Linked DNA regions of Homo sapiens: region 1 is linked to region 2. A link is a loop called in an ENCODE intact Hi-C map of the cell type or tissue named here. Cell type or tissue: K562. All regions are shown on one strand. Links, peaks and the distances in the headings refer to the core of each region. The heading gives the core; the rest is flanking DNA.

The links. A loop is a pair of places that touch in the nucleus more often than their neighbours do. Peaks named below come from ENCODE experiments on the same cell type or tissue, not always from the same donor. Only the 100,000 strongest peaks of a DNase experiment are listed, where the experiment ranks them.
Region 1: a loop joins it to region 2, with 4 times the contacts of the local background. A loop is called at or near these places in 3 of 110 quality-filtered maps.

Annotation. Positions count from the first base shown.
Region 1 is chrX:131,848,806-131,859,121 of GRCh38, forward strand. No RefSeq gene overlaps it. Among named protein-coding and RNA genes, the nearest start is that of FIRRE, 23 kb to the left of the region's middle. In K562, for the core only: a CTCF peak has its summit at 5,964 (motif pointing right); no DNase peak of the experiment used is centred there.
Region 2 is chrX:132,086,860-132,097,175 of GRCh38, forward strand. It overlaps FRMD7 (FERM domain containing 7), which reads right to left. Exons shown (of 12, transcript NM_194277.3): 5 at 7,183-7,280. Among named protein-coding and RNA genes, the nearest start is that of FRMD7, 36 kb to the right of the region's middle. RefSeq lists a silencer at 5,733-5,792. In K562, for the core only: a CTCF peak has its summit at 5,778; a DNase peak (open chromatin) is centred at 5,822.

The sequences.
Region 1 (10,316 bases), core at 1,214-9,213, 240 kb before region 2:
TCAGGGTATTTGGGATATCCATCACTTTGAGTATTTATCATTTCTTTGTGTTGGGAACATTTCCAGTTCTCTCTTCTAGATACTTTGAAATATATGTCCGGGTGCGGTGTCTTATGCCTGTAATCCCAGCACTTTGTGAGGCCGAGGCAGGCGTGTCACCTGAGGTCGGGAGTTCAAGACCAGACTGACCAAGATGGAGAAATCCCATCTCCACTAAAAATACAAAATTAGCAGGGCATCTTGGCACATGCGTGTAATCCCAGCTACTCAGGAGGCTGAGGCAGAAGAATTGCTTGAACCCTGGAGGCAGAGGTTGCGGTGAGCTGAGATTGCGCCATTGCACTCCAGCCTGGGCAACCAGATCGGCACTCTGTCTCAAAAAAAAAATATATATATATATATATTTATAATATATATATAATATTTTGTTGCTAAATATATATATATATATAATATTTTGTTGCTAACTATAGTAAGCCTACTCTGCTATCTAACATTAAAACTAATACTTTCTATCTAATATGTTTTATTCTATTGACCAACCTCTCTTCATCCACCCTCCTACCTACATAATCTTCCCAGCCTCTGGTATCTACCATTCTACTCTCTATCTCTATGAGGTCAACTTGTTAAGCTCCAGTATGTAAGTGAGACAATGCAAAATTTTTCTGTGTCTAGTTTATTTCATTTAACATAATGACTTCCAATTCCATCCATGCTGCTGCAAATAACATGATTTCATTCTTTTTTATGGCTGAAGAGTATTTCATTGTGTGTATATATACTACCTTTTGTTTATCCATTCGTCCATTGATGGATACCAGTTGGTTCCATATCTTAGCTATTGTGAATAGTGCTGCAATAAACAAGTGAGCGCAGGTATCCGTTTGACATACTCACTTCTTTTCCTTTGAATAAATACCCAGTAGTGGAATTGTTAGACTGTATGGTATTTCCATGTTTAGTTTTTGAGAAATCTCCATACTGTTTTCCGCAGTGGTCGTACTGATTTACATTTCCATTAATAGTTTCTAAGAGTTTCGTTTTTTCTGCATCCTCAACAGCATCTGCTATTTTGTCCTTTTAATAATAGCCATTCTAATTAGGGTAAGACGATATCTCATTGTGATTGTGATTTGCATTTCCCTGATAATTCATGATTTTGATTTTGAGCATTTTTCACATAACTGTTAGCCATTTGTATTTCTTCTTATGAGAAACGTCTATTCATGTCATTTGCCCACTTTTTAATGAGATTTTAAAAAATTGTTGAGTTGTTTGCATTCCTTTTATATTCTGAATATTAGTCCATTGTTAGATGAACAGTTTACAAATATTTTCTCCCACTCAACAGGTTATCCCTTCACTCTTGATTGATTCCTTTGCTGTTCAGAAGCTTTTTAGTTTAATATAGTCCCATTTGTCTAGCTTTGTTTTTGTTGCCTCTGCTTTTGAGTTCTTCGCTATAAAATCCTTGCCTAGATCAATGTCCTGAAGGGTTTTCCCTACCAGCATTCATTCTTGATGAAACCTCTCAACAAAGGAATGAAAAGGAGCTTCTTCAACCTGATCAAGGCTTTTATGTAAAACTTATCATACTTAATGGTGAACAAATGAATGCTTTCTCCCTAACATCTGGAGGAAAACAATGATTTCTATTTCTACCATTTATATTCTAGTGTTCTGTAGATTTTAACCAGTGAGACAAGGCAAAAAATCAACAGAGGCATTCAGATAGAAAAGGAAAAAATAAAATTCTCTTTATTCACAGAGGAAATGATTTTGTAGAAATTCTGATGGAATCTATTTTAAAAGCCCCACGTGGACTAATACGTGAGTTTAGTGAGGTAGCAGTAAAACAAAATCAATATACTTTTAAAAACTATTTTCTTTCCATATACTCACAAAAATTGAAATAAAAAATGGAATATCAGTTATAGTATCATCAAAATATATGAAATACTTATGCACGAAGTTGACAGATGATGTCCAAGACCTATAAACCATAAAATATTGCTTGGAAAGATTAAAAAAGACCTAAATAAACGAAGAAATATACTGTGTTCATGGAAACTTTTCAGTCTTTCACAACTAAGTATGATGGTAGAATGGTAGACACAAGATTTTTTTTTTTTTTTGGAGCAACATGCTGTTTCAATGAGAGCCTGGGTGCAGGCCGGCTGAGGCCTAAAATGGCATCAGCACCAAATGAGGACAGGGCAGGGGTTTTATAGTCTCCTGTAAACAGGAAGTGTCCCAGTCTGATGTGACTGTTACGTAGCACCCGGACGGCCTCTTTCTCAATCTTCAGGGATACGTGTCTTCCGGTCAGGGTAGGTGTCTTCCGGCCCGCTCTCTTCCTGCTTCTGCTATCTTGCTGATGCACTCTGCTGATGCAAGTGGCCTTGTGCCTTGGGACTGGGCCTGAGAAGGGAGGAGTTACTCATCCCTTCAAGCTTGCAGGCCCCAGGGAGAATCTTTAATTCTTATTTGGTTATAGAAAAAAGGGAAAAGGGGCGACTTTCTCAATAACTACTTCAGACGTGACATAGTGGGTGGCATGGGCACCTTGGAAAAAGAAAACCTTAATTTTGGGCGTATTCTTGAGAGATGGGTTGGTATGCATTGTGTCGTTGTAGCAGGAGCATTGTCTGGATTGTCTGGCAGTTAACTGTAGTTTCAACAAGAGTTTTAATGGCTTTTATTATCAGTGGGATAACACAGGGGAGAAACAGGAGGAGCCCAGTGATGAAGATTACTGTCCTTACCAGCGTTTTAATCCTCTTAAATTAGAGAACCACCCTCCTAGAAGGTTTGCCCGGTCCCATTCTTTCCAGGTTTGGACTGGCACATGGGCTACTTTTCTTATATTTGAAGCGATTTCTAGAACTGCTTTTCCGTTATCGTCTATGTTAAGACAGCAATTAGAGATATTAAACTTACCACAGACCCCACCCTCTTCTGCTAATAAGTAGTCTAGTGCTAGCCTGTTTTGATAAATTGCCACAAGCATTTGGTTTTGTTGTTGCGCGAGCATTTCCAGGGCTGAGGCGGTTTGGTTAGTGATTATCTCTAGAACCACCTGTAGTGTAATTATTCTACTTAGCATATATATGGGAATGTGATAACCCCATGAACCATCCTCAGCTCAAGTGGCAGGTCCGTAATATTCGATGATATGTTGTGGAGGCCATCTGTCCTCTTGCCATCTTTGGCTTCCTCCTACCTTTAAGGATTGTTTTTCTCTGTTTAAGTTCATACACAGGGACTCCGAGGGTGTTGCCCGCTGTTAATGTTTTGGAGGAAGGAGTAGGCTTGGGGGTGAGCTTGACCCTGGTGTGATGGACCCCGTGCGGGAGTCTTTGGGCTTTCACTGCAGTTGGCATGCTGAGTATCACAGTGTACGGGCCTGTCCACTTCGGTTGTAGCTTTTATTGAGGGTCGGGCTGGCAGATAAACACATCTGTGCCTGCAAGACAGTTATGTTGAGAGGACAAGGAGGTGTCGACAGGGAGAGGCATGGCCTCATTTACTGCTTCACGAATAAAATACCGTGTCTGGATTAAGGAGGGGAGGTAACTCCCGAGTGGCTCAGAGTCTGCTAAGGGTGTAGGCCCTAAAACAAAAGTTCGGCAATACATGATTTCAAAGGGACTATAAAAAGAGGGTGGTTTTGGTGTTGCGTGGAGGGTAGGCACAAGATTTTCATATTTCCTTTTGGGAGTTTTCTGAGAGTTTTTTTTGTTTTCTCATGAGTTGGGGGAACTGTTGCCAAATTTTGACAAATGCTTTTTTTGCATCTATTGAGAACAAATGGTTTTTCTCATTAAGTCTATTAACGTGGTGAATTACAATAATTCATTTTCAAATGCCAAATTAAATTTTATTTATACAAGATGAATAAGTTCTAGAGATCTGATGTACAGCATGGTGACTATAGTTAACAACACTGTATTGTATACTTGATATTTCCTAAGAAGGTAGAGCTGAAGTGTTCTCACCATAAAATAGAAAAGAAAATGGTGACTATGTGAGGTGGCAGACATATTAATTAGCTTGATTGTTGTGATCATTTCACAATGTATTTCAATATCAATACGTCAATCTTCATACCTTAAAAATACACAGTTTGGGCCAGGCGCAGGAGCTCATGCTTGTAATCTCAGCACTTTGGGAGGCTGAGGCAAGAGGATTGCTTGAGCCTAGGAGTTCAAGAGCAGCCTGGGCAACCTAGTGGAACCCCATCTCCACAAAAAATTTTTAAAAATTGGCGGGTGTGGTGGTGGTGCATGCCTGTAGTCCCATCTACAGAGGCTGAGGCAGGAGGAACACCTGAACCTGGGTGGTCCAGGCTGCAGTGAGCCATGATTGCGCCACTGCACATCTGCCTGAGTGACAAAGAAGTCTCTCTCTCTCTCTCTCTCATTATCGTATAATAACAAATATATACAATTTGTTATTTGTCAATTATATGTAAGTAAAGCTGAGAAAATACTAAATATTGTATCCCTGGGGTAAACTCCATTATTCCTGATGTATTATCTTAGGCTTTTTCTAACTTTAGTACTGGCTTTAACATTCAGATATGAACATGATTGATAAAATTATGTTAAGGGTTTTTATTATCAATTTCTGATGATTGAGTGTCTTAACACAAATAGGCATTGGGTATGTCAAATGCTTTTTTTCTTCTTCTACATTTATGAGAAGGATCATAAATTTTTACGAGGTTCTATTAAAATGACAAATCATTTTAAAGGCTTTCCTAATATTAAAAACCCTTGCATTCCTAGAATAATATGATTAATCATGAAATACTTTTATTTTGCCACCGGTTTTTTAAAATAACATTTAATTTTTTGTGTCAATATAAGTGAGTTTTGTCTATAGGATTTGGGTTAGTTTGTTTGTTTTGGCATTTGTTTTTGTTGTTGTAGGATCAGTGTTGCAATTACTCTAAAATTAAATTTTATACGGGTATCTCAGTTAACGACAGTGCCATAAATCTGAATCTCTCAACATATCCTCTAAAAATTCAAACATAACAAAAGAAAAACGAATGAATATACAGAAATCCACATCCATAGCATAACTAAAAACATAGAAAATATCCAAACTTTGAAATCCGTACTTGGAAAAGTAAGCTTCAAATCTCGTGAACTTTCTTGTAAGGACTCCTATCACATTTCTTCATGGAAAACAGTCTGGGAAATCTGATTGGAAGAGAGAATAGAGGAGCCAGCAGTAGGCCTAAAATTGATCTAAAACCACCACTAGATAGAGAAATTTATCCTAAGTGCAAATCTACTATAAGAGTGCTAGTAGATTGGAGTTCTTATGACAAGGAAGGGGCTTAAAGGACAGATAAAATGACAAAAATCAACATCCACAACTTAATTAGAAGATGGACAATGCCCAAACTTTATTTAAGTTACCAGTAAATAGAGTAAATTTAAGTTATTTATTATTTAAGTTACCAGTAAATAGAAAATTCAACAAATCCCAGTGAGCTACCTCTCAAGCACTCCTGTCACATTCCTTCACAGAGAACAAGGACAATCTGGGAAAAACTACATGGAGAAAGAAGTGGGGAAGCATCACACCCAAGATGAATCTAAAGTATTTGTCACAAAGACTAAGTCATACTAAGTGTGAAAGTACCGAAAATGTCCTAGAAGACCAAACATTTTACTACAAGAAGAGAATTTAAAAGTGCCCTAAGACCAAAAGTCGTCACTTCTGGTAGAGAAGAAGGTGAAAAAGATGGGAGAAGTACCCTTTGAAGACTGGGTAGTGAAGAGGAAAGGAAGCAAAAGGGCAAAATATAGGACTTTGCAAAACAAAGAAAACCCAAATATGCAGAACACACAATCCCTCCTATTACCACCAAAAAGTTAAAAAAAAAAAGATGCCAAGCAAAACATTGAAAAATAAAACTCTACTCTGCCAACCAAACAGAAGAGGGTGCCCTTGAACTACAAATGTTATAAACTACTGCAAATTCATGAAATGATTAAGCAAAAATAAAGCTATTATAAGAAAAAAAAGAAAAAGAGAGAAACTCTGCTGATGAAATCTCCACCCCCAAAAGCTATGATGGTGAAGAAAATTAAAATAATACTCCTATGTAAGTTTCTTATGTTGTTGTAACAAATCACCTCTAGCTTACTAACACAAGTTGTTTGTTGGTTTAAAATAATGCAAATATATTATCTTACAGTTTTGGAGGTCAGAAATCTGAAATGGATCTTATGGGTAAAATTGAGGTTTTGGTAGTCATTCTGAAGGTTCTAGAAGAGAATCCATTTCCTTGTTGTTTCTAGCTTCTAGAGGCTGACTGCATTCATTGTCCTTTCTTCCATTTTCGAAGTGTATCAGATATTAAAGGGGGAACACTAACTAGCACCATGTTTTGTTAGATTGGTGTTAGAGGTATTAGTATGAAGTCATGGTGTGATAGATTAAGATGAACAGATAGATGCACAGATAAAATGACACAATTATAGATATGGAAAGAGATAAGTATATGTATATATTATGCATATACATTTATATATACATTTACATATACACATATTGATGTGCATACATGTATATACATGCACATATTTTCTAATTCTGTCTACTCAGAGATCCTAGAAGCAGTGACACCACAGTAGCAATAATCATGTTTAGTGCTCGGCTCTTAGTTGAGATCAAGTATTCTCCACTAAGAGGAATCAATTCTTTGGAGAAATGGCTGATCAAAAAGCTGAGACTAGACAAGTACATGATGAACTGTGAACACCATGTTGTTCAGAAAATAAGAAAGTGGCCAATGAATGGTATATACATGTCAAAAGGACAGAGAAACCAGATTATAGTGTGTACCAATGACCAAACGAGGGACAATTAGAACATCAGTATAAATTATGACAGTAACATTATAACTCATAGAAAAAAAGAAAGCACTATACTGAAATAAAGAAGAAATTTTAAAGGAGAAAAAAGTCTTCCTTATAGTGGTCTATGAACTAAGAATGTAGAAAGAATAATGAACATAAAAAAATCACCATTTCCAGCCATCATGGCAATAATTGATTCAGGCAATAATTAACAATAGATGCTAAAACTGGGGATAAACATTTGATGAGTAACCAATTAATTACATAGTCTCAAAGTATCTACCACAAGATATTTATTATTTACAAAGGGGAAAACTTTAACTTCACAGTGAGGAAACCTGGCAGACACCATCTTAACAAAAGGATCACATCAAATGCTAACAGCACTGGTAAAGGGACAAATTGACATTTTTTTTGTCTCTTGATATAATGCATTGTGAAGAACTTGTCATTTCTGTGATATTCTCGTCAAAAACACATAACCTGAAAATAATCATGAGGAAATGTCTGACAAACCCCAATTGAGGGACATTCTGCAAAATAACTGTTATGCACTCCTCATAAATGTGAAGGTCACGAAAGATAAAGAAAAATGAATGATTTTTTTTCAGGTTAAAAGAAACTAAAGAGACATGGCAATTGAATATGACTCATGAGCCAGAATTTTCTTTTTCTATAGAAGACATTATTGAGATAACTATTAAGATTTGAATAAAGTCTGTAGACAAGCTAATAGTACTATGTTAATGTTAATTTCTTGGTTTTTGTAATTGTGCTTTGGTTATGAAAGAGAATAATCATGTTTTTAGGAAATACAAACTACCGTGTTTGCAACTTACTTTCAGTGGGTCAGAAAACTATTATACCTATATGCAGATGAATACATATATAAATACACACAGAGAATGATAAGCAAATATAATAAAATAACTTTTTGGTAAACTTGTTGAAGGGAGTGAGGAAATTTTTTGTACTGTGCTTTCAACTCTTTAGTAGGTCTGAAATTAGGTTTAAAAAGTTTCTACAGCCAGGCACAGTGGCTCATGCCTATAGTCCTAGCACTTCGGGAGGCTGAGGCAGGCGGATCACCTGAGGTCAGGAGTTCGATACCAGCCTGACCAACATGGTGAAACACCACCTCTACTAAAAATACAAAAAAATGAGCTGGGTGTGGTGGCGGGCGTTTGTAATCCCAGCTACTCGGGAGGCTGAGGCACAATTGCTTGAACCCAGGAGGTGGAGGTTGCAGTGAGCCGAGATCGTGCCACTACACTCCAGCCTGGGAGACAGAACAAGACTCTGTCTCAAAAAACAAACAAACAAACAAACAAACGAAAAAAGTTTTCACCTCTGCACTCCTGCCTGGACAACAGAGTGAGACCCTGTCTCTAAAAAGAATATAATTTTAAAAAATTCATCATGCTTAACAAAATGAAAGTATTATTAGAACTCTTAGGTGAAAATTTCATGAGAGACAAGATATTTATACAGTGCCAAAATTTCTCCTCATAAAATAGCTATCACACAAAGGAGAAATAATACCAAGGAGAAAATACAGTAATAACCTTACAGTTGAGAAACTGGGCATGCACCAATATATAACCGAATGTTCAATGTTCACGTCATTAACAGTGGAACACAAGAGTGTCATGTACCTCCTGATATCATGCAATAAGGGCAAAATAACTTCTGTGGTGTCAGTATGAAAACCTGAGTCTAATTATGAGACAGTATCATGGGAACTCAAATTGAGAGGCCATTCTGAAAAATAACTGACCTCTATTCTTTAAAAAGGTGAAAGACGGTCAGGCTTGGTGGGTCACACCTGTAATCCCAGCACTTTGGGAGGACGAGGCGGGTGGATCACTTGAGGTCAGGAGTTTGAGACCAGCCTGGCCAACGTGGCGAAACCCCATCTCTACCAAAATTACAAAAATTAGCTGGGTGTGGTGGCACATGCCTGTAATCCCAGCTACGTAGGGAGGCTGAGGCTTGAGAATTGCTTGAACCCAGGAGGGGGAGGTTGCAATGAGCCTAGATCATGGCACGGCACTCCAGCCTGGGCTACAGAGTGAGACTCCATCTCAAACAAAACAAAACAAAACAAAACAAAACAAAACAAAACAAAAAAACAGTGAAAGTCATGAAAGACACAGTCTGAGGAACTCAGTGGATAAAGAGATATGACTACTAAAAGCAATGCATGACCCCAGAAAATAAATTTTTTGTACTCTTCTTGCAACATTTCTGGTGCCATGATTTTAGAATAGAAAGTGTATAAATTAATCTGAAAATGTTGTTTCTTTTTCTAAGCTCTCAGATTAAGTAGCATTGGAATAATATTATTTTTGAAGGTTTCGCAGAATTCTATGAAATCTTTTTAGTTTGGTGCCATTTATTGGAGGGAAATCTTTATCAAAACTTTTTTTTTTTTTTGAGATGGAGTCTTGCTCTGTCGCCCGTGCTGGAGTGCAGTGGTGCAATCTCGACTGACTGCAACCTCCGCCTCCTGGGTTCAAGCAACCCGGAGGGTTTTTTTTGTTTTTCATTTTGCCTACTAGACTTTCTGTCTCTACTGGAGTCAGCAGGGCAAGTTGAATTGTTCTAAAAATTATCCACATTTTCAACTTTATTTGCATAGAGTTGTCCAAAACAGTTTCTTTTTTCTGGCTTAAAACAATAAATATTTATTAATTTTTAACAATTTTGTGGACTGGCTGGCTGATTTTTCTGGTTAGGAGTACCTCAGCTGATCTCTGAGTTCTGGATGGTTTGGGAAGGCCTCACTCACATATCTAGTGATCTAGGATGCCTTTTGAAGGACCTCAGTTCTCCTCTACATGACCTCTTTAGTAGACTATTTAAGAATCATTCACATAAAAATGGCTTCAGAATTGCAAACTCAACAAGAGAAAGTGCCAATGCATAAGAATTTTGAATACATCATATTTGTTAAAGCACTGGTAGCCAAAGCAAGTCACATGGTCAAACCCTAGTCCAAGGAATGGAGTAACAGACTCTGCCACTTGATGAGGAGAGTGGGAAAGTCATGTTGCTAAGGGACATACATTTAGGAATGGGAAAAATTTGTGGCCATTTTGCAATCTATCACATCTTGTCTACCTAAGTATTGAGAGCCTTCTTTAAAGTGGATATATTCTGGTGGACATTTACCATTTACGCGGAACATAATTATATTCACTGCCCACTGAGAGGGGTCCATTTACACACCTTTTCTCCATACTTCCTAGTCACCAGTCTTCTAATATTGCTCTCTTCAAGTTTCTAACCAGTTGATCAAGCCATGCTAATGTCCATGAATAGATCCATATTCTAGGCCATTTCTTCATCAAGTGGACACTTGAATTCTGACCAGTCATACTATTTTATTACTGCCTTTCTAAGATAACCTTATGCGAGGCTGCAGTGCAC
Region 2 (10,316 bases), core at 1,199-9,198:
TGCAAGCCAATTCATCACTCTGTACATTGGGAGTCTAGTAAATCCCCAGCTATCTGAAATCCCCAATAGATGAATCATCCTGAAAATCATTCTGGCTTTTCCAAATAGCTAGCAGTTTATCTATGATCATAATTTGCTCTTTTCTAGATGCCTCCAGTTTATTTTTATGAAACATCTATTACAGCACTATGTCTACAAAGGCATTTAGGACTATGTGCCCTTAACCTTAATTGCCTCAGATTGTTTTGATTTTTGGATTCTTTTTTCTTCTTTATAATTTGTATGCCTTTTTCCTCTCTGTCAGATTTATATGAATCATTTCCTGGTCACTGACTTCCCCTGAAGTCAAACTTTAGAATACTTGGTTCTAAAGTGAGACTTCTAGTCTAACATAAAATGAGAAAGCAAATATCCAAACCTGTTAGCATTCTATATACTGTAAGAGTAAATAGACTCTCCATGGAATCCTATGGTGCTCTTCTATTGGATAAGATACATGGACAATAGGATACCTATTTTGAGTGCTGGAGGGCTGTTTTTTTTCTCTTCTTTCTTGGTTTTCCATTTGTGTTTTAGACAGGTGGGTGTATATCTGTATTTCAAAAATCACAATATAATAAAAATCTCCATATAATAAACATTTTTTAAAAGACCAAAGAAATGGCTCATTGATTAATTTTTTTTGCCAATACTGATAAATGTACAAATCACATTGAAACCCAATAAGGCTCTGATGGTTTCACTGACTAATTCTATCAAATATTCAAAGAAGAAATAAATACCAATTCTTCACAAACTCTCCCAGAAAATAGAGGAGTAGATACTTAGCAACATATTCTATGAGGTCAATATTACCCTGATACCAAAACGGGACAAAAACATCATAAGAAATGAAGACTACAGGTCAACATTCCTCATGAATACAGAGGCAAAAATTCTGAACAAAACACTAGTAACCTGAATTCAGCAGCATATGAAAAGGATTATACACAATGAGTTGAATTTATCTCAGGATTGCAAGGTCAGTTTGACATATGAAAACCAATGACTATAATACACTATGATAATAGAATAAAGGACAAAAAAAAAATAACCCGCACATTATCTTCTCAAGAGATGGAGAAAAAGCATTGCACAAAGTCTAATACCCACTCACAATCAACAAAACAAAACAAAACACTTAACAAACAAGGAATATACCAAATGGTGAGAAACTAAATGCTTTCACTTAAGATCAGAAATCAGGTAAAGATATCAAGTGCCTGCCACATCTATTCAACATTGTACTGATGGTTCTAGTCAGTGCAGTCAGGCAAGAAGAAGAAACATAAAGAATTTGCACTGAAAAGAAGGTGGTAGAACTGTCTTTACTTGCACTCAACATGATCCTGCATGTAGAAAATCCCAAGGTTGAGCGTGGTGGCTCACGCCTGTAATCCTAGCACTCAGGGAGGCCAAGGCAGGAGGATTGCTTGAGCCCAGGAGTTCGAGACCAGCTTGGGCAACATGGCAAGACCCCATCTCTACCAAAAAATGTAAAAATTAGCTGGGTGTGGTGGCACATGCCTGTGGTCCCAGGTCCCAGCTACTTTGGAGGCTGAGGTGGGAGCATTGCTTGAGCCCAGGAATTCAAGGCTACAGTGAGCCATGGCCGTGCCACTGCACTCCAGGTTGGGTGAATGAGTGAGGCCCTGTCTCAAAAAAAAAAAAAGGAAAAAAAGGAAAGAAAAAAAATCCCAAGGAACCTATGAAAAACTACTAGAACTAATAAATGAGTTCAGCAAGGTAGCATGATAGAAGATCAATATATAAAAAGCAATTGTATTTATATATACTAGCAATGAATAATCTAAAAATGATATTTTAAAAAGTTCCATTTACAATAGCATCAAAAAAGAATAAAATACAGAGGAATGAATTTAATAAAAGAAGTGTAAGGCTTACACACTGAAAAGTACAAAATGCTGCCAAGGGAAATTTTTAAAAGATCTATATAAATGAAGAGATAGTTCATGTTCACAGACAAGAAGATTCAATATTGTTATGGTGGCAATTTTTTCAAAAAATAATCTATAAATTCAATGCAATCCCCATCAAAATCCCAGTAGGCTTTTAAAAATAGAAATTGACAAATGACCTTAAAATTTACATGGAAATGCACAGATCTCAGAATAACCAAACTATTTTGAAAAAGAACAAAGTTGGGCAATGTGTACACTTCCTTATTTCAAAGCTTACCTCAAAGCTACAGTAATTAAGACAGTGTGGTAATGGCATAAGAATAGAAATATAGATCAATGGAACATAAGTGAGAGTACAGAAGTAACTCCTTACATTTATGGTCAATTGGTTTTTGACAAATGTGCCAAGACAATTCAATGAAGAAAAATAATATTCTTTTCAACAAATGTTGCTAGGACAAATGGACATCCACACACAAAAATATGAAGTCGGACCCCTACCTCACACTATACTCCATGCAAGCGTACAAAAAAATAGCTCAAAATGGATCATAGATCTAACTATAAGAGGTAAATTTATAAAAGTTCTAGGAGAAAATCTTTTTGACCTTAAGTTAGGCAAAGAGTTCTTAGATACAACACCGAAAGAATGATCCACTAAAACTACACAGAAAGTGAAATTCCATCAAATTTTAAAACTGTTGTACTTCAAAAGATATCCTTACAAAATGAAAAGACAAGCCACAGATTAGAAGAGAAAATTGCAAATTGTATATCTTATAAAGACTTTTAATCAGAATTTATAAAACCCTCTTAAAACTCAATAATAATATAAAAACTCATTTAAAAATGGGCAAAAGATTTGACTAGGCATTTTACCAAAGAAAACATTGGAATAAGCACATGAAACTGTGCTCAACATCGTTAGTCATTAGGAAAATGCTAATTAAAATTGCAGTGAGATACTTTATACCCATTAGAATGGTCATAATCAAAAAGATATACAATACCAAGTGTTAGTGAAGGTATGAAGAAGTCAAAAACCTTGTACATTTCTAATGTTATTGTAACAATTTGAATTGGCAGTTTCTGAAAATGTTCAATATAAATATATCATAAGACCTAGCAATTACACTCCTTGGAATGTACCCAAAAGAAATGAAGACTTGTATCCACAAGAACACTTGTGTGCCAATGCTTATAGCATTATTCATAATAGCTAAACTGGAAGAAAATCCAAATGTCCACGACCAGGTGAATAGATAAACAAAATGTGGCTGGGCGCAGTGGCTCACTCCTGTAATCCCAAGCACTTTGGGAGGCCAAAGTGGGTGGATCATGAGGTCAGGAGTTCGAGACCAGCCTGACCAACATGGTGAAACCCTGTCTCTACTAAAAATACAAAAATTAGCCGGGCGTGGTGGTGCCTGCCTGTAATCCCAGCTACTCAGGAGGCTGAGGCAGGAGAATTGCTTGAACCCGGGAGGTGGAGGCTGCAGTGAGCATCTCAAAAAAAAAAGTGGTAAATCCATAAATGGAATACTGCTCAGCAAAAGAAAGGAACAAACTGTTGCAGCTCATGTTAGAGCATGCTTTAATTTAAAAATCATTATTTTGAGTGAAAAAAGTCAGATGCAAAATACCCCATATTTTATCATTTCATTTACATGAAATGTTCAGGAAAGGCAAATCTACAGAAACAGAAAGCAAATTAGTGGTTGCTTGGGGCTGAGCGTGGGAACAGGGCGTGACTGCAAGTAGGGATGAGAGATGTCTTTTGGTGTGATGGAAATGTTTTAAAACTGGATTGCGGTAATGCTTGCACAACTCTGTAAATTTGCTAAAAATCATTGAGTTGTGCATTTAAAATGGGTGAATTTTATGATGTGTAAATTATACCTCAATAGAGCTGTTTTTTTAAATAAATCACATGCACAAACACACACACCCCAATTTTCCAGTTTATTAACCACAAATCCCACGTTGACCCTAAGAAAAACAAAAGCACATAAGACTGTGCTTTTTTTTCTCTCCATACAAGACTATAGCAACCTAAGAATACAACTATGACATACGAATGAGTAAATAGCTCCAGTAACAGAAGGTGACAAATGTTATAAGCACCTTCACTGTTACCACGCTGGTCCAAACTACCATGGTCTCTCTCTCCTGTAATATCCTTTTATCTAGTCTCCCCACTTCCACCATTTCCTCTTGAGGTCTGTTTTCACCACAGCAGCCAAAAGGACCCCGTCAAAACCTAATTCAGATTATTTCACTCCTCTGCTTAAACTGCTTCGATGGCTTATCTGCTCATTTAGAGTTATGCTATAGGTCTTTCATATGCTTTTTTAAAAAAGAGATGGCCAGTCGGATATGCACTCCTGGCCTCAAGCGATCCTCCCACCTCAGTCTCCCAAAGTGCTGGGATTACAGGCATGAACCAACACACCTGGCCCTTTAATATGCTTTTAAGACCTTCATATTTATTCTCTTCCTCTCTTACTGAGCTCCAGCCAGCCATAAAAGCCTTTCTGATGTTTCTTGAACACCCCAGGCATGCTCTCACCTCAGGCCCTTTGCACTGCATGCTCTCTTTGCCAGGATTCTCTTTCACATGATTTTGTTGCATAGCTTACCCTCCCACCTCCTTCAAGTCTTTGTTTAGCTGTCATCTTCCCAGTAAGCCTACCCTGTCCACCTTATTTAAATATTTATGCTGGCTGGGCACTGTGGCTTACGCGTGTAATCCCAGCACTTTGGGAAGCCAAAGCGGGAGGATCACTTGAGGCCAGGAGTTCAAGACCAGCCTGGCCAACATGGTGAAACCCTGTCTCTAACTAAAAATACAAAAAAAAAAAAAAAAAAGCCGGGTGTGGTGGCATGTGCCTGTAATCCCAGCTACTCAGGAGGTTGAGGCAGGAGAATCACTTGAACCTGGGAGGTGGAGGTTGCAGTGAGCTGAGATCGCCCCACTGCACTCCAGCCTGGCTGATAGCGTGAGACCCCATCTCAAAAAATAATATTTATGCCGATGTTAACTCTTGTCCATAAAAGAAGAAAAGAATAAAATTTAAAAATATAAATATTCAGTATCTGCCCCCAGAATTCTTCCATCTCCCTCCTACGCTTCATTTTTCTCCATTGCTCTTATCACCTGCTACCATGCATTATATAATTTATTTACTTATTTTGGTCATTGTCTGATTTTCCCCCGCTGCCAAAATGTGAGCTCCACAAGGGCAAGGATTTTTGTCTGTTTATTGCTGTGTTCCCAGTGCCTATAATAGTATCTGGCATGTGGTAGGTACATGATACAATTTTCTTGAATTAACGACCAAGAAGAGTTACTGAGGGAGTTCATAAAAGAGGGACACTTCATTTGAAATGTTCAGCTTGTGTTTGGGAGGGAGTGTCTGGCTAGAATAGAGAGGTGTGTAAGTGTAAACAAAGGAGACGAGAAGGTTGGAATGTGGAGGTTCTTGAACGCTTAAAATATAGCAGGTATCCAACAAATATTAGATGAATGGAAAATTAGACAAATAAATGTGGAGGTTCTTGAACGCTTAAAATATAGCAGGTATCCAACAAATATTAGATGAATGGAAAATTAGACAAATAAATTGCACAACTAGAGCAATCTAGTTGTGTTCTGCATACTACGTTAGAGTTTAGTGAAATAGTCTCACTGCAATCAATTGCGAAGAACTACCTAGTTGGAACTTTAGCTTTTTTCCATGGAAAGAGTTTCTACTGACAGACAATATCCTCTAGAAAAGCTCAAGTGCTCTGTGCTATGCCTGAAACGGCCACTAGGGAATGCTCAAATCCATAAGGCAGAACTGTTAAGAATGAAATTGAGCTCCCCCGTCAGAGACTGCCTGGGAGCCCCAATCCTCTGACTGCTGCCTCAACAGGCAGCTAGTGGAGAAGGATGTCTTCTAGCACTGTTTCCTCTATCTGCTCTACCCTATGCTCCCACCCCAGTGCCAAAGTACAATACTGGACATGACGGTTAGTGTCCTCGGCATTCAAGACCCTTCAAAATGGTGCATTTTCCATCACCTCTTCTAAACAGGCCCTATGTTTGGGCTATACTGGGTCATTTTTCATCCTCTATATACGTCACTTCTTGTCTAACCACCATTTTTGTTTTCATGCTGTTTCCTTTACTGACAAGTACTTATCCAATTCCTATGTGTCCCTTTAAGGCCCAGCACAAAAGCCACCTTCTCCAACAGCCTTCCATGATTACCATTTCTCTTACTGCCCTCTGCCTTTCTGAGATCCTAGGGCTCTCATTGATTGTCCCTGCCAGGAGTCACTTGGTAAACACTTATTCAGACACTGTCCCTATCTAAGCACTGCATTCTGGGGCTCCCGGTGAAATTAGAAATCTGTCATTTCTGGACTATCAGAAAGGTAAGGTACAGAGGTCAAAAATGAACTTAAGATACAAAAAATGAAGTTATGATCCTGCAGGACTGGTAAGAAACAGCCTATTCTTTGGAGGCCTCTCTAGAAGGGAGAAAATGTCCAGCTGGCTTTAGAAGAGATACTATCTCCAGCTGCCTATACCCTGCCCTTGGGGCTGTAGCAGCAGCCTGGCCTGCCAGGCATCACCCCCTCCCTGGAAGGCCCCTGCTGTTCCCCAGACCACCTTCTACCTACCTTCGTTATGCAGCCTAGTCCAGCTACTTGTTGGTTGTTAGGATATGGGGAACGCTAATAGATGCCTGGGGCTTTTTTCCCTTTTAACCTCTCTCCACCTGCTGTACTCTGTGCTTTGTTCTCTGAAATCATGATAAAGAGCAACAGAGAAATCACAACAAACGTGACAATGTGCTACAGAGAGCATGTATCAGAGAATTATCCTGGGGTAAGCAGAGGGAGTGGGGACCTGTCTGGCAAAGCCCATGCCCAAATTAGCCCAAACCAGTTCCTGGACAGCTTTCCCAGAGGCGGTAGGAGGGGAAGGCTGGACTGGGGTAGAAGAAAATCAGCATTTACATTTAATCCACAGAACCAAAGGTATTCTTGTCACTATTTTAAAGACAAGGAAACTCAGGCTCAGGCCATGCTGTTTCTCTCTATCTTATCCAGGCTTTCTCTCCCCTGTAAACCCTAACACAGTGATGGGCATGTGTGGGGAGCTCAGCTCCTGTGCTTGGTTCTCTACCTGGCTGATAGGTCCCAAAGCAGACAGACATTTGCTACTTACATTGTAAGATGTGAGATACCATCAACGCTGTACAGTTGTCACTGCATGGAAGCCTTCCTAGAGCCAAATCCTTCTTTATTTGAAGAGTAAAAAGATACCTGCAAAGAAATTGGGGAGAATCTCTTGAGAAAGAAACAGAAATAAGAAAGAAGCATTTTCCTTCTCCCAGATCCAAGATGATTCAAGAAAGGAATGGTGCCCCCAGTCAGTCAGATGCCTTTTTGGGGGTGGTGAGTAATGCATAGGCTTTGCTTCAGCCCCAAACCAGACCCGGACCACAACTCAGCTGATTGAACACTTTGGCAGGCCTCACAGCCATTAGGAATCACCCTGGCCAAATCCTCCTGCCAAATTGAGAAAGTTGGCCAATCATCCTCTGGTGGTTTCTGCCACGTAGCAAAGCCACATTCCCAGCTAGAAAGAATAGGAGATCAAGCAAGAATAAATGCACTCAGGAGGCCAGTAGCATACTGTTTACAAAACACTATCAAGTACTCACTACCATAACAACTTAGGAGGTTGGTGGAGCAAGAAATGATCACTCCAGTTTACAGTTATAGAAAGAGAGGGGCTAGGTGATTTTGACAAGGTCATATCACCCAAGGATAGTGAATCTGTGGCTAGAACTTAGGTCTGCCCCTGAATTCAGGCTGCCTCCTATCCAAAAGACTGTGTTTTAGAAATGAAGAACTTGGGGCCCTGCTTCTGCCTGTTATTCCCTTGGCCTGGACCATCTTCTCTGTATCACCAGTGCCCAACACATCATTTTACACAGTTAGTGTAATTAATGTTTGCTGAAAAGAACTAAACCAAACTGCCCCTTTTCCCACCAAATGCTCATCAGGGACCTATGAAATGCAGCTTGGTATCTAGGGCTCTGCTAAACAGATAACATTTATCCCACACTTATGAAAAAGTCATTTTCAAAGGAGAATCAAATTTTGTAAAGAAATGTGCATAATGAAGACTACCTACCACTAATTACCTTCTTCCATGGTCCAAGATTGGTTCCAATATTTTATTTATTTATTTATTTATTTATTTATTTATTTATTTATTTATTTATTTATTGAGATAGAGTCTCACTCTGTTACCCAGGCTAGAGTGCAGTGGTGCAGTCTCAGCTCACTGCAACCTCTGCCTCTGGGGTTCAAGCGATCCTCCTGCCTCAGCCTTCCTAGCAGCTGGGACTACAGGCATGCACCACCATGCCCAGCTAATTTTTGTATTTTTAGTAGATACGAGGTTTCACCATGTTGGCCAGGCTGGTCTTCAACTCCTGACCTCAGTTGATTGCCCCACCTTGGCCTCTCAAAGTGCTAGGATTACAGGTGTGAGCTACTGTGTCTGGCCCCAATATTTTGTTTTATAAATTAAAACACTGAGTACTATGAGCATTTCCCTATAAAAATGTGATTTTCTAAATAAAGGTCTATGTGTACTTTTTTTAAAACCAATTAAGCCTTGAAGGCAATGTGGTGAATCAAAATTAATCGCAAGTGATATGTGAAAATCTAGATTGAAAAAGCAAGTAAATTAGCAGGTGATTATTCAGTTTACAAAAGCATTCATCATTATAATCTTTCAAATTATGAGCTCTCCTTATACATTAGAAACGATTCAATTAGAAAAATTACATTTGCACACCACTCTTAGAAACCCATGTATTAGCCTAGACAAGGCATCCTTGTAGACTCAACTAAAGTTAAGTATTATTTAAATGGACCAATGGGAAACAAATAAATGAAGCCTAACCTTTGTCATTGCCTGTTTTCAAATATAGTTGTCAATGAGAATAATCAGCTTTAGTTGCTAAAGGAAAGGTGAATTTCGTTTTGCTCCTAGCATGAAAGAAAGGGAACTTCTTGTCATTTGACACGTTCCTTGCTGTTAAGAAGGCAGCTGCCTGCTACAAATACCAAATCCTTGCTCTGAACAGCTGATGAATCATTTATCATCACATTGATTTTCCCATTCTTTTTTTTTTGGAGGTGGGGGGAGTTTATCTCCATCAAAATTGGTCACAATTTAAAACTCAACTGAAATGGGTTAGCAAACGCAAATACATATATATACCAAGGTATCAAGTTATTTGGGAAAGTGGCCTGTAGCTCACAAATGTGGAGAGAGAATTAGGAGAGAGAAAGACAGAAAGAGAGGCTTGTAAAAAGCGACTTTTGCAAAGGCCACTCAGAAAAGTCTTTATAAAAGGGGCAAAGATTGAACTGGCCATGAACTCTTTTGGGGGGAAGACATCAGGGAGAATAACTGGCAACCTTCTGTGATCTTGGACAGTCATTTTAGCTCCCATGACCTATCTCTTCCTCTGTAAACTAAGAGGGCTCGATTAGATTATCTCTCAGACCTCTTTCACGTATAGGAGTCTAAATCTAAGCCAGGTGTGGTGGCTCATGCCTGTAATCCCAGCACTTTGGGAGGCCAAGGCGGAGAATCATTTGAGCTCAGGAGCTCAAGACCAGTCTGGGCAACATAGCAAAGCCCCATCTCTAAAAAAAAAAAAAAAACCTTAAAAATTAGCCGGGCGTGGCGGCAAGTTCCTGTAGTCCTTGGCGGGAAGCAGGGCACAAGGACTGAGGTGGGAGGGTTGCTTGAGCCAGGGAGGTTGCCACTGCACTTCAGCCTATCCAACCTGAGGCAGAGCAAGACCCTGTCTCAAAAAAAAAAAAAAAAAAAAGTGTAAGTCTAGAAAGTAGAGTAAGGTTTTGAGGAATGTTTTGTTGACAACATATTTTTGCAGAAATAGGTTTACTTTGTAATTCTGAAGGACATTTTTTCATAAGTATTTATCATCATTACAGATTATTTTGTCTTCTGTGAGATACATTCACAACCCCCACATTTTCAATTTCCATGGAAATCGGCTGGTATTATACCCGTGCTGTTAAGCTGCCCTCTCTGACTGAAACACAGATTCATGAAGGAGAGCACATTCATTGTTGTAGTAGTTAATGGCATAACCCCCAAGTGGATACCCAGGCTTGAACTTCTAGAACACACCTCTTTCTTCCTGTAGTCTCCACCCTTTGGATGATGAACACCTGGGGAACCAGCTAGGCCCATCCTCTCTCCAGATCCTCACCATCTCCCAGACAGTGACTTAAAGCCAAGTTTTG